Regions from separate parts of the Homo sapiens genome. Here region 2 is linked to region 1. Evidence: chromatin loops called from intact Hi-C (ENCODE). Cell type or tissue: gastrocnemius medialis. All regions are shown on one strand. Region 1 overlaps PPARGC1B (PPARG coactivator 1 beta). Region 2 has its middle 10 kb from the start of SYNPO.

Region 1 (5,000 bases):
TTTCATGAATCTCTAGCTGAAATTTAGCATTTCCTTTATGAATGTAGGGGACAAAAAAAAGTATTAGTGGTAACGGTGACTTTGTTGTCAATGGAAATCACAGATATTTGTATATCACAGTTGTTCAAGATATCTACAAATATTTAGGCTCATTGCTATTTCCAAATTATAAGTAATTATTAGGCATGCCACTAGCTCTTGTTATTTGTTAATAAGGAAACACTACCATAACAGATTCTTTTTTTATTATTTTGTAAATATATTTTGATAGTATTGGTTTTCTTTATAATTCTACATTTCATTTGGTGCATTTAAAAATGTTTCGGCTGGGCGCGGTGGCTCACACCTGTAATCCCAACACCTTGGGAGGCCGAGGCGGGTGAATCACTTGAGGTGAGGAGTTCGAGACCAGCCTGGCCAACATGGTGAAACCTTGTCTCTACTAAAAATATAAAAATTAGCTGGGTGTGGTGGCGTGTGCCTGTAATCCCAGCTATTAGGGAGGCTGAGGCAGGAGAATTGCTTGAATCTGGGAGGCAGAGGTTGCAGTGAGCCGAGATTGCACCATTGCACCCAGCCTGGGCGACAGAGCAAAACTCCATCCCCACCCCCCGCCAAAAAACAATTCATTTATTTTTTTATTTTATGCATTCATAAATGTTGTGAGAAGTTTATAGGCTTCATCAGATCTCAGAGGGACCCATGGCTCAAAAAAGGTTAAGGACCCTTACTTTACAAGTATGATCTTATCATTCCCATTTTACAGATAAAAGAGCTAAGGCCCAGAGAGGTTGAGTGTCTTGGCCAGGGCCACACAGCTGGTTAAGGGACCAAGCCCAAATTAATGCACATCTTTCTCATTCCAAAGTCAGCGTTCAGAACAGTCCACCATTGCCTCCAAAGTAGCCCCATCAGCTAAACCTACAACTGATTTGAATAGAGTCCGCACCACAAAAAAATCATATTTTGTCTGAAAAAATTAATCCAGCATTTGCATTTCTAGTCTCTAACACGCCCTTGTTTTTTTGTTTTGTTTAGTTCTGTTTTTATAATACAAGAATGTTCCCCTTTCCAGTTAAATGACTTGACTTTATTATGGCAAATCTTGGGGGTAAAATGGAGTTCTGAAAAGAGGCACCATGCCTCCTGTGTATGCCTCTGAGTATGTCTTGCCACTCCAGGTATGTGATCAGAGATAGAGAAGCATGGCCTCAGCTTAGTTGATTCCCGTGCTGCCTGTGAGCAGCCAGTCCACTGAGCAAACGAGAAGGCTGAGGCCTAGGGCCATGGGGTGGCCTGATTATAATCACATAGCTCCAGCCAATGGAGTTCTAGTTCACGTTCTTCCCCTGTTGCAACCTTGGTATGGCTCAGATGACCAGCAGACTTTGGTCCAATTCCGACTACCCCTAACTTAGCTGAGTGATTTTGAGCACATTGCTTACCATCCCTGGGACTCAGTTTCCTCATCTGTAGAGTGGACTGGACAGTCTGTCTACCTGCCTTTATGTGGTTGTTGGACAGTATAAACAAGATGTCCATAATGTGCTTGGCACAAAAGAGAGGCTCAGCAAAGGGCAGTGATTCTTATGGGCCAAATATTACCAAGCTCTCAGAGGTCCCTAGCCCCCAAGCAGGGGCTGGGTGCTGAGGAAGGCAGAGACCTCCTTGCTGCCTGAGAGGTGAGATAGGACATTTGCTAAGCTCCCACCAAGAGCCAAGTGTGACCTGGTGGTCCAAACTCAGCCACAGTGGAGACCTCACTAGATGGACTGTGAAGGGTGGAGAATGGGGGACAGATTCCTCACCTCTCATCCCTGTCTGTCTGTCCCTTCCTCAGAATCCCAGAACAAGAAGTGGTGGCTTTATTTCACACACCTCTATATTTAATAAGCAGGACCATGACGAGGTTTGGTGACCTCAGGGCCCAAATGGACTGTCTGCTGGCATAAGTGGTGCTTGAGTCATTTCCCAGGGATGAGCACTGGGCAGGCTTCCAGGAGCTGAATTTACCCTCTGATTCTCTGCTCTCCTCTTCTCCTCCCCACCCCTAAGCTCCATTTTAGAGTTTCCAGCTTCTTTGGCTTCAGGAGGCATGGACCAAGATAGAAAGTAAAATAGTTATTCATTCACCAGGGCTCTCATGCCCTTCCCTGAGCAAAGGCTTAGGCTCGATTGAAGGGAGACCCTGGAAGCCCGAGACACTGAACCAGGCCCTGAGGCTCCTGCTGATATGTATGTGCACTGGGGACACAGGCTCAGTGACCTAAATGCCCAGAGAGAGACTGGAGGAAGGAGAAGCTGGGGCATTCAGGGCAGGCTCCATCAGGGAGGTGGCATATGAATGGGCTTTTTTGTTTGTTTGTTTGCTTGTTGTTGTTTTTTTTTTTTTTTTTTTTTGAGACGAAGTCTTGCTCTTGTCACCCAGGCTGGAGTGCAGTGGCACAATCTCAGCTCACTGCAACCTCCGCCTCCCGGGTTCAAGTGATTATCCTGCCTCAGCCTCCTGAATAGCTGGGACTACAGGTGTACGCCACCACACCTGGCTAATTTTTGCATTTTTTAAAATAGAGATGGTTTTGCCATGTTGGCCAGGTTGGTCTCGAACTCCTGACCTCAGGTAATTCACCCATCTCGGCCTCCCAAAGTGCTGGGATTACAGGTGTGAGCCATTGCGCTTGGCTGGAATTGGGTTTTGAGGAATGAGTTGCAGCATGTATATGATAAAAATAAAAACCTTCAAAGAGTAAAGAAGGACATAAAATAGAAAGTAAATATTCTCTGACCTCTCCCATGCCTAACCAACTCCTTATTCCTATTTCCTCCAACTCCTACTATTCTTGTGTGTCCTTCTTGCAATAATCTATGGATATATGAAGTGTACCTATCTATGCATCATAAAAAAAGTGTAAACAGGATCATGTAACGTTAACATCCCCTTCCACCTAACAGCCCATCTTGGCAGTCTTCCCATAGCAGTGCACGAGGGGAGGGATGGCTTTTGACCAGTGGTGCGAAAACATTGGTGGTCATTGCAGGTCGCTAGAAAGATATCACCAAGAACTCAGAGATGAGAAAAACTACAGTGCGTATGGGGAGCTTTGATAGGAGTGAGGCAGGCAGTATTGCCAAGCAATTACGAGCCTGGTCTTTGGATTTGGAAGATCTGGGGTTGAATCCCAGTTTCAGCACTCTCTAGCTGTGTGACCCTGGGCAAATTTCTTCACTTCAATTTCCCCATGTCTTAAATGGCTAACAATACCTCCCTTTGGGACTGTTAGGCACTTTTGGTGAGAGCACTTACAACTCACAGAGGCACCTGGTAAACAGCCTCCGCTGTTTTTGCTGCTGTTGTCATGTGACAGATGGGGCAGGGGGAGCTGAGTCCCAACAGGTGGGGCCAGGTGCATGTTGGGTGTTTCAGGAGTGACATTTGGAGAGAAGAGGGCCAACCGATTGATCTGAAGCTCAAAATAGCCTGGAAGTGCAAGAACAACAATAAATAAATGGGTTCTGGATGCTTTTAAATCTTGGCATTTCCTGATCTCAGCTCAGCTGGTCCAGACAGCTTCATCAGCATTTACTGCTGAGGCGGCGGCACACGCCTCCCTTGGCCATGACCCAAAGCTGCTTTCAAGAAAATCAGATCTAGAAACGTTTGGATCTCTGGTGCCAGGCCTATGGGTCATGGACATATGGCGTGGATCAGGTAGTGTCAGGGTTTGTCCCATGTGTATGGGGAATGAAGACCTAGGGGATGAGGAGAGAGAGAGCAGGACCTTGTAGGACGAGTGGGTGATATGGGCACAAGGGAATGGCCAGGCTCCTAATCCCCTCTCCAAGTGTTTATTGAGCACTTACTATGTGCCAGGTGCCAGGGATACAGTAGTGAGCATTAATAAAATACTCATGCATATAAATGTTTAATAATAAATGCTTAATTTCCCAGTGTGCTCAGCTCCAGAAGCCTCTGTACCTTCAGAAGGCCATGAGAGCGTGCAGAAAGGCTCCTTATATGATCTGCAAGCTCAAAAAAAAGTTTCCTCCAGGAAGTAGAGTGAAGGATGAATAGGAGATAAGTAGGCAAAGCCTTTATGTGTGGGAAGCGTGTTCCGGGAGAGGGAACAGCATGCGCAGAGGCTATGTCAGGGGACAGATCCTGTCAAGTGCCAGGGGTGGAAAGAAGCCAGCAGGACTCAGAGTGGCAGTAGGGAGTGGGTGCTGGTGTGAAATGATGTGGGACAGGGAGGCAGGAGACACACCGTGCAGGACCTTACAGGCCACAGAAAGAGTTTCAGTCTTTACCTGGGAGGAATCAGAGGGAGCCAGTGGGGTCAGGTCTGTGTCTTGAGAAGATAGCTGTGGCTGCTCTGTGTCTAGCCGCCTGGTGGGGGCTGGAGTAGAGGCAGGAGGCTATGGCTGCCATTGACGTGTGAGTTGGTGGTGTGAACTGGGTCTGTCTCAGAGCATGAAGGGTTAACTCAGTGACTGGGTGTGAGGAAGCTACAGGAAGGCCCAGCAACCCAGAGAGGCTGCAGCTGTAGTTGCTTAAGGACTCTTGTGTAGTAATCTCACTGATGGCCATTGTCTTTTGAGTATCTACTTTGCACTAGACACTATGTGAAGCCCTTCTCGTTAATCCTCATAAGAACCCTAAGCAGGTGGGTGTACCCTATTTTACTGAGACCCGGAGAAGTTAAATCATTTGGCCAAGATTACACAGCTCAGCACCGCCCCGTCCCTGACCCCCGAGCTCCTCTGGTTGACGGTCCTCTGGATAAGTGTTCTCCAGTTCACTTTGACCCTTCTCAGGACTTGGCCCAAGGCCCCAGCTTCTGTCTGGTTGCTCCAGTGACCCTCAGTGTAGTGTCTGCCCTGACCTCAGGAACCAGTTCAGAGCTGGTCTGGAAGAGCATTGTCCTACACGGTCTGAAAGGACACAGCCATGTGGCCCTCGCTCCTCCGTCCCTCCTGGCTTGCTGGCTTCTGGCAGCACTCAA
Region 2 (5,000 bases), 830 kb after region 1:
GTGTGTGGTCAGAGTCTTTTGTGAACTGTCCCTGGATATTGGGGCTCAATTGCTACCCAGTGTGGCCAGAGGAGGAGTCAACATGGAAGCAGCCTGTAGGCCCTGTAATTCCAAAGGCTTACACAAGCCCTCTGTTTGGAATGAAATCTACCAACTGGCTGCTGCTGCCTGAAATTCCACCAGCCTAGCTTCAGCTTTTCCACTCGGTGAGGCAGGGTCGTATAGTACTGTGCAGACCCTGCCCTACCCTACCCTGTCCAGCCTCCCAGGGTTGCTGCGGGTGGAACAAAATTCAGTCTACTCCTAAATTCTTGGAGGCATGCCTCATGTGTGGCTAATACACAGATTCTGTGGTTGGACCTCTGGGTTCCCTTCCTGGCTGGCTGGGAGATCTTAACTATGTTATGTAACCTCTCTGGGTTTTTGTTTCCTCATCTATAAAATAGAAACAATAATAGACCCTGTTGTATACTGTTGTTCTGAAAATTAAATGAGATGATGATAAATGCTAAAAAAAAATGAGCTACCATTTAGGTATTGTGAGGTTTTGATCTCTGTTAAAATAGCGGTCAGGTGTGGTGGCTCACGCCTGTAATCCCAGCACTTTGGGAGGCCAAGGCAGGGGGATCACCTGAGGTCAGGGGTTTGAGACCAGCCTGGCCAACATGGTGAAACCCCGTCTCTACTAAAAATACAAAATTAACCAGGAATGGTGGTGCATGCCTGTAATCTCAGCTCCTCAGAAGGCTGAGGCAGGAGACTCGCCTGAACCCAGGAGGCAGAGGTTGCAGTGAGCCGAGATCGCGCCATTGCACTCCAGCCTGGGAGACGGAGTGAGACTCCAGCAAAAAAATAGAAATAGCAAGTTCTTAAGGAGATGGGCTCTCGCTTAAGACTAATTGTATCTCAGTATAAGTTACTTTTTGATGTTTGGCCAGGAACAGGTTTTTTTGTTTGTTTGGTTGGGTTGTTTGTTTGAGACAGAGTCTGACTCGGCCACCCAGGCTGGGGTGCAGTGGCATGATTATGGCTCACTGCCGCCTCGACCTCCTGGGCTCAAGTGATCCTCCCACCTCCTAAGTAGCTGGAACTACAGAGATGTGCCACCGTGCCCGGCTAATTTTTGTATTTTTAGTAGAGACAGTGTCTCGCTATGTTGCCCAGACTGGTCTTGAACTCCTGGGCTCAAGTGATCCATCTGCCTCAGGCTTACAGGCATGAGTCACCATGCCCGGCCTAGGAACAGGTTTTGATGGTGGGAGAATAGGCACAAGCACAGCGGAAAATGCCTGGACTGAGCTTCAGGAACGGATGCTCGAACCTCCGCTCTTAGCTGACTGGCTGGTGGTCTTGGGCAAATCATTTGCTTCCTCTGGGCCTCAGGCTTCACTTCTGACTGCTGAGATATGGGCTAGTAAGGATCTGAGGGGATCATGGGTGTGACAAAGCTCCTTACTGGCTTGTCACCAAGAACATGGGGCTAGCAGGAGGGGCTGACACCATGGTGTCAAGGGTCAAGGAAGGGGCAGGCTGGATGAGCCCCTGGGACAGGAGAGTGGGCTAACCTGAGACCCTTGCGTGTAATCCTCCAGAATAAAATCTCTTAGAGTCTAAGAGTGCTTGAAAGATAAAAGCCACAGTTCTTGAAAAATGATTGTTTACTGTTATTTACTATGTACCATGGGTGCTTTAAGTTCTTTACGCATCAACAACTCCATGAGGTGAGTACTGTTATTAGCATTTTGCAGATGGGAAACTGAGGCACAGAGAAGTTGGTTAAGTGAGCTTCCAAGGTCGCACACCTGGTAAGTGGCTAGATTCAAACACAGGCAGTCTGGCCCCAAAAACTGTGTGCTTAACTTCTTCGCAACATGGTCTCTCCCACACTAGATGGAGTGCCAGGGGCTCAGAAAAAGCAAGCCACCTATCCCAGAACAGACAGCATTCATCTTTGATCCTCATCATCCCTGAAGCTTAGGTCCTGGAAGGAGGAGCCTCACTGGGTCTAGGGTCCGGGGCTCTGAGATTGGCCCTTGAACCAGCTCAACCTTTCTATTCCCCTGGCAGTAGGTCAGAGAGGATCAAGGGTGCCCTGCAGTCACTGTGGGCATGGAAGGCTCTGCCATGGCCTGATGAGTGGGCGTTGTTAGTGCCTTGGAACTTGAGTGGCTCCTAAGTGCTTGAGTTGTAATAAACTCCCACGCAGTCTGGCACACCGCCACCATTGTACAGTTAGGGGAAACTGAGGTCAGAGTGTTTAGGGAGCAGCCCAGGGTCACACAGGCAGAGGACACGCTTCATCCCTGAGCCTCCTGTCCTGCCTTCTGGGCCGCTTAGTTCTTGTGGGCTCCATAGGAAGATGAGATGTTGGGGACCCTCCCATGGATCCCTAAGGTGGCCCTGGCCTCCTCAGCCAGGACATTATTCCCAATATGGGGCCCTTTGGGAGGGCACATGGAGTTGGGGGATGGGGAGAGTACTGATTAAAAAATAGACTGTCACGCGCACGGAGAACAAGCATGCCACCACCCAACCTGAGCCAGTTGGCTCCCCCATGCCTGGCTGCCAGGCCCCACTCAGGTCTCCTGCTGGGGGCCCCGCCCACCATACCCTGGCTCTGGGCCTGAGGCTGAATGCTCCCATCCACCCTCTCCTCTCCCTCCTCCATCCCTGCCCAGCCTCCAGGCAGATGGTGCTCTTACTGAGCTTGGGTGGGCCTGAAGCTCAGCTGTGGACTTTAAGCTGTGCCAGGGGTGTCTGGCATCCCCACACACTGGCTGTGTGGCCTTGAATGAGCCCTTTCCCTCTCTGGGCCTCAAACATTGACAGAGTAATGCTGTCAATCAAAGTTCTTTCCCAGATTTCTTCTCTCATTTAGACCTGACAGACACTGCAGGAGACCCCACTCAGAGAGGTGACCTGCAGTGGCCACTCAGCTAGGGTGCAGCAGAGCAGAGGCCAGTACCCAGATAATTGTGCAAATCCCAATCCTGTACAACTCCGGGTGAGTGAGGTCACATGGGAGCATGAAGGCAGGAGGCTTTGCAGTCATGATGTGAGCAGTGTTTCATGCATTTGCTCTTTTACTTAGTCAACAAATGTTTATTCAGGCCCAGCTATGGCCGAGGCACAGGGGCATGGACATAGCCAAGGTCCCTGCCCTGCGGGGACAGGCAGACTGACGTGAAAACAAATCCTTATGGAATTACAAAGCTGATGAGCGTTTAGGGAAGAGGCAGAGAGTGTTGTGGCAGGAGAATGTGACCTCTGAGGGCCTTGGGACCTGTGAACAGACCTGAAGGATGAGAAGTGTGGTCAGAAAGGTGCAGCCAAGGGGGCAAGGGAAGAAAGAGCTCTAGGAAAAGGAGCAGCCAGTGCAGAGGCCCTGAGGGGAGAAAGTGCTGGGCTGGCCGAGCACTAGAAAGAGGGTCAGCATGGCTGGAGCCTGGCAGGCTGGGAGGTGAAGCACCACGACGGGAGCTGCAGCGCAGGGGTCAGGGCAGTGGGGCTGGTGGTACAGGGCCTGGAGCCTGCGAAGGGGCTTGAGGCGGATCATAGGAAAGAGGAGCATGCTGGTGCTGATCTAGGAGGTGGGTCTTTGCTCCTTTCCTTTCCTCTTTCCCTTGGATGTCCACCCTGATAGTGCTATCGACAGACCCCATTCATGCCCCCCCAGCCACTTCTTGAGGTGGCTAAATGCAGAGTCTGGGGCCCTCTCTCCCCCATCTCTTCAAGGAGGGTTATGGAGGCCCAGCAGGCCTCAGATGCAAGCTGGTGAGAGTGCGTTCCTGGGCAGGAGGCTGCGGTCACTCAAGCTGAGTGCCCCTGTTCAGGTGAGTTCTTATTTCCTTTTATTCCCTGTGGGAGTCTGTGGACAAAGGAGGGTCAGCTTGTGTCTGAATGAAGGCCGCCCCAGACCTACTTCCACTGCCTGTAACGGCTGCCTGTCCCCTGTTCCATTCCAGGCACCAACCCCCAGCCAACCCTGGAGCCAAAACCCCGGGATGGCAGGCAGGAGGCTTGCATCCTGAGCCCAGCTCTGCTGTACGCTCTAGGGCACACCCCTTTTTCTCCCTGGGCATCAGTTTCCCCATCTCTATTATAGATAAATACTCTAATTTTTCTACACTCGGTGTATGGCCCATGGATGCAGTATCAGCATCACCCAGAAACTTGTTAGAAATGCAGAATCCCAGGCCTCCTCATCCCAGACTTCCTGAATTACAATCTGCATTTTGACAACATTCCTGAGTAATTTCCATGTACTTTAAATTATGAGAAGCGCTATTCTAGGTCAGTTATTTTTAAACTTAAGATAAATGAAAATCTATAGCATATTTTTCCTTCTCTAAAGCTTTACATATAAACACATAAGAGGGCACCCACCCACTGTATATTTATTCATCCCATGAACAAGGAGGGGGAGGAGTGTGGAGGGGTAAGTTAGAGGCACAGGCTTTATTAGGATGGGCGTCAGGAGGAGGAAAAGATAAAACAGGCTGGTGGAGGGGCAGGTGCCATCTGCTCACCCCCTGAGAGCTTCTGACAGTTGGCCTCTAAGGGCCCTTTCGGCTCTGCCCTCCAGGCTCCTCTGCTTTATGGGTTTGGAGAAGGAGTGCTTGATGGTCCATAGCCCAGTGACGTCTTTCCCTGCTTGTCCCTATCTTGCTGTCCTGCCCTCTTCCCCTTGGAATCCCTGAAAGAGTAGCCGGTGCTATTCTTAGTGTGACAGGGTGGTGAGGAGAGAACATACTAGTGCATTATTTATGTTTGTGAGTCAACAGGATTACATTCGGGACTCCCAGAACACCGCCCTCCTAGCGTGGCCTTCATCACAGCCATGGCAGGTGGTCCACTATGTGCAGAGGGGAGGGCAATTTCCCAGGACCTAGAAACCATTCCTTCTGGCCCTGATCGTCCCTGCTCAGAGTCCCTACCCCTCGACCTGGGAAATGACTCATGAAATACCATGGTCAGTTAGGACTAGGAAAGAGCTGCTT

What was found. Peaks named below come from ENCODE experiments on the same cell type or tissue, not always from the same donor. Only the 100,000 strongest peaks of a DNase experiment are listed, where the experiment ranks them.
Region 2: it touches region 1 in a loop (4-fold over the local background); 1 of 110 quality-filtered maps calls a loop at or near these places.

The regions. Positions count from the first base shown.
Region 1 is chr5:149,797,315-149,802,314 of GRCh38, forward strand. The region is part of intron 1 of PPARGC1B (PPARG coactivator 1 beta); the gene reads left to right. Among named protein-coding and RNA genes, the nearest start is that of MIR378A, 67 kb to the left of the region's middle. In gastrocnemius medialis, no CTCF peak of the experiment used is centred here; DNase peaks (open chromatin) are centred at 1,387, 1,957 and 4,160; H3K4me3 peaks cover 285 bases; H3K27ac peaks cover 5,000 bases.
Region 2 is chr5:150,628,060-150,633,059 of GRCh38, forward strand. It overlaps a transcript of SYNPO not described here. Among named protein-coding and RNA genes, the nearest start is that of SYNPO, 10 kb to the right of the region's middle. In gastrocnemius medialis, no CTCF peak of the experiment used is centred here; DNase peaks (open chromatin) are centred at 2,562 and 4,712; H3K27ac peaks cover 5,000 bases.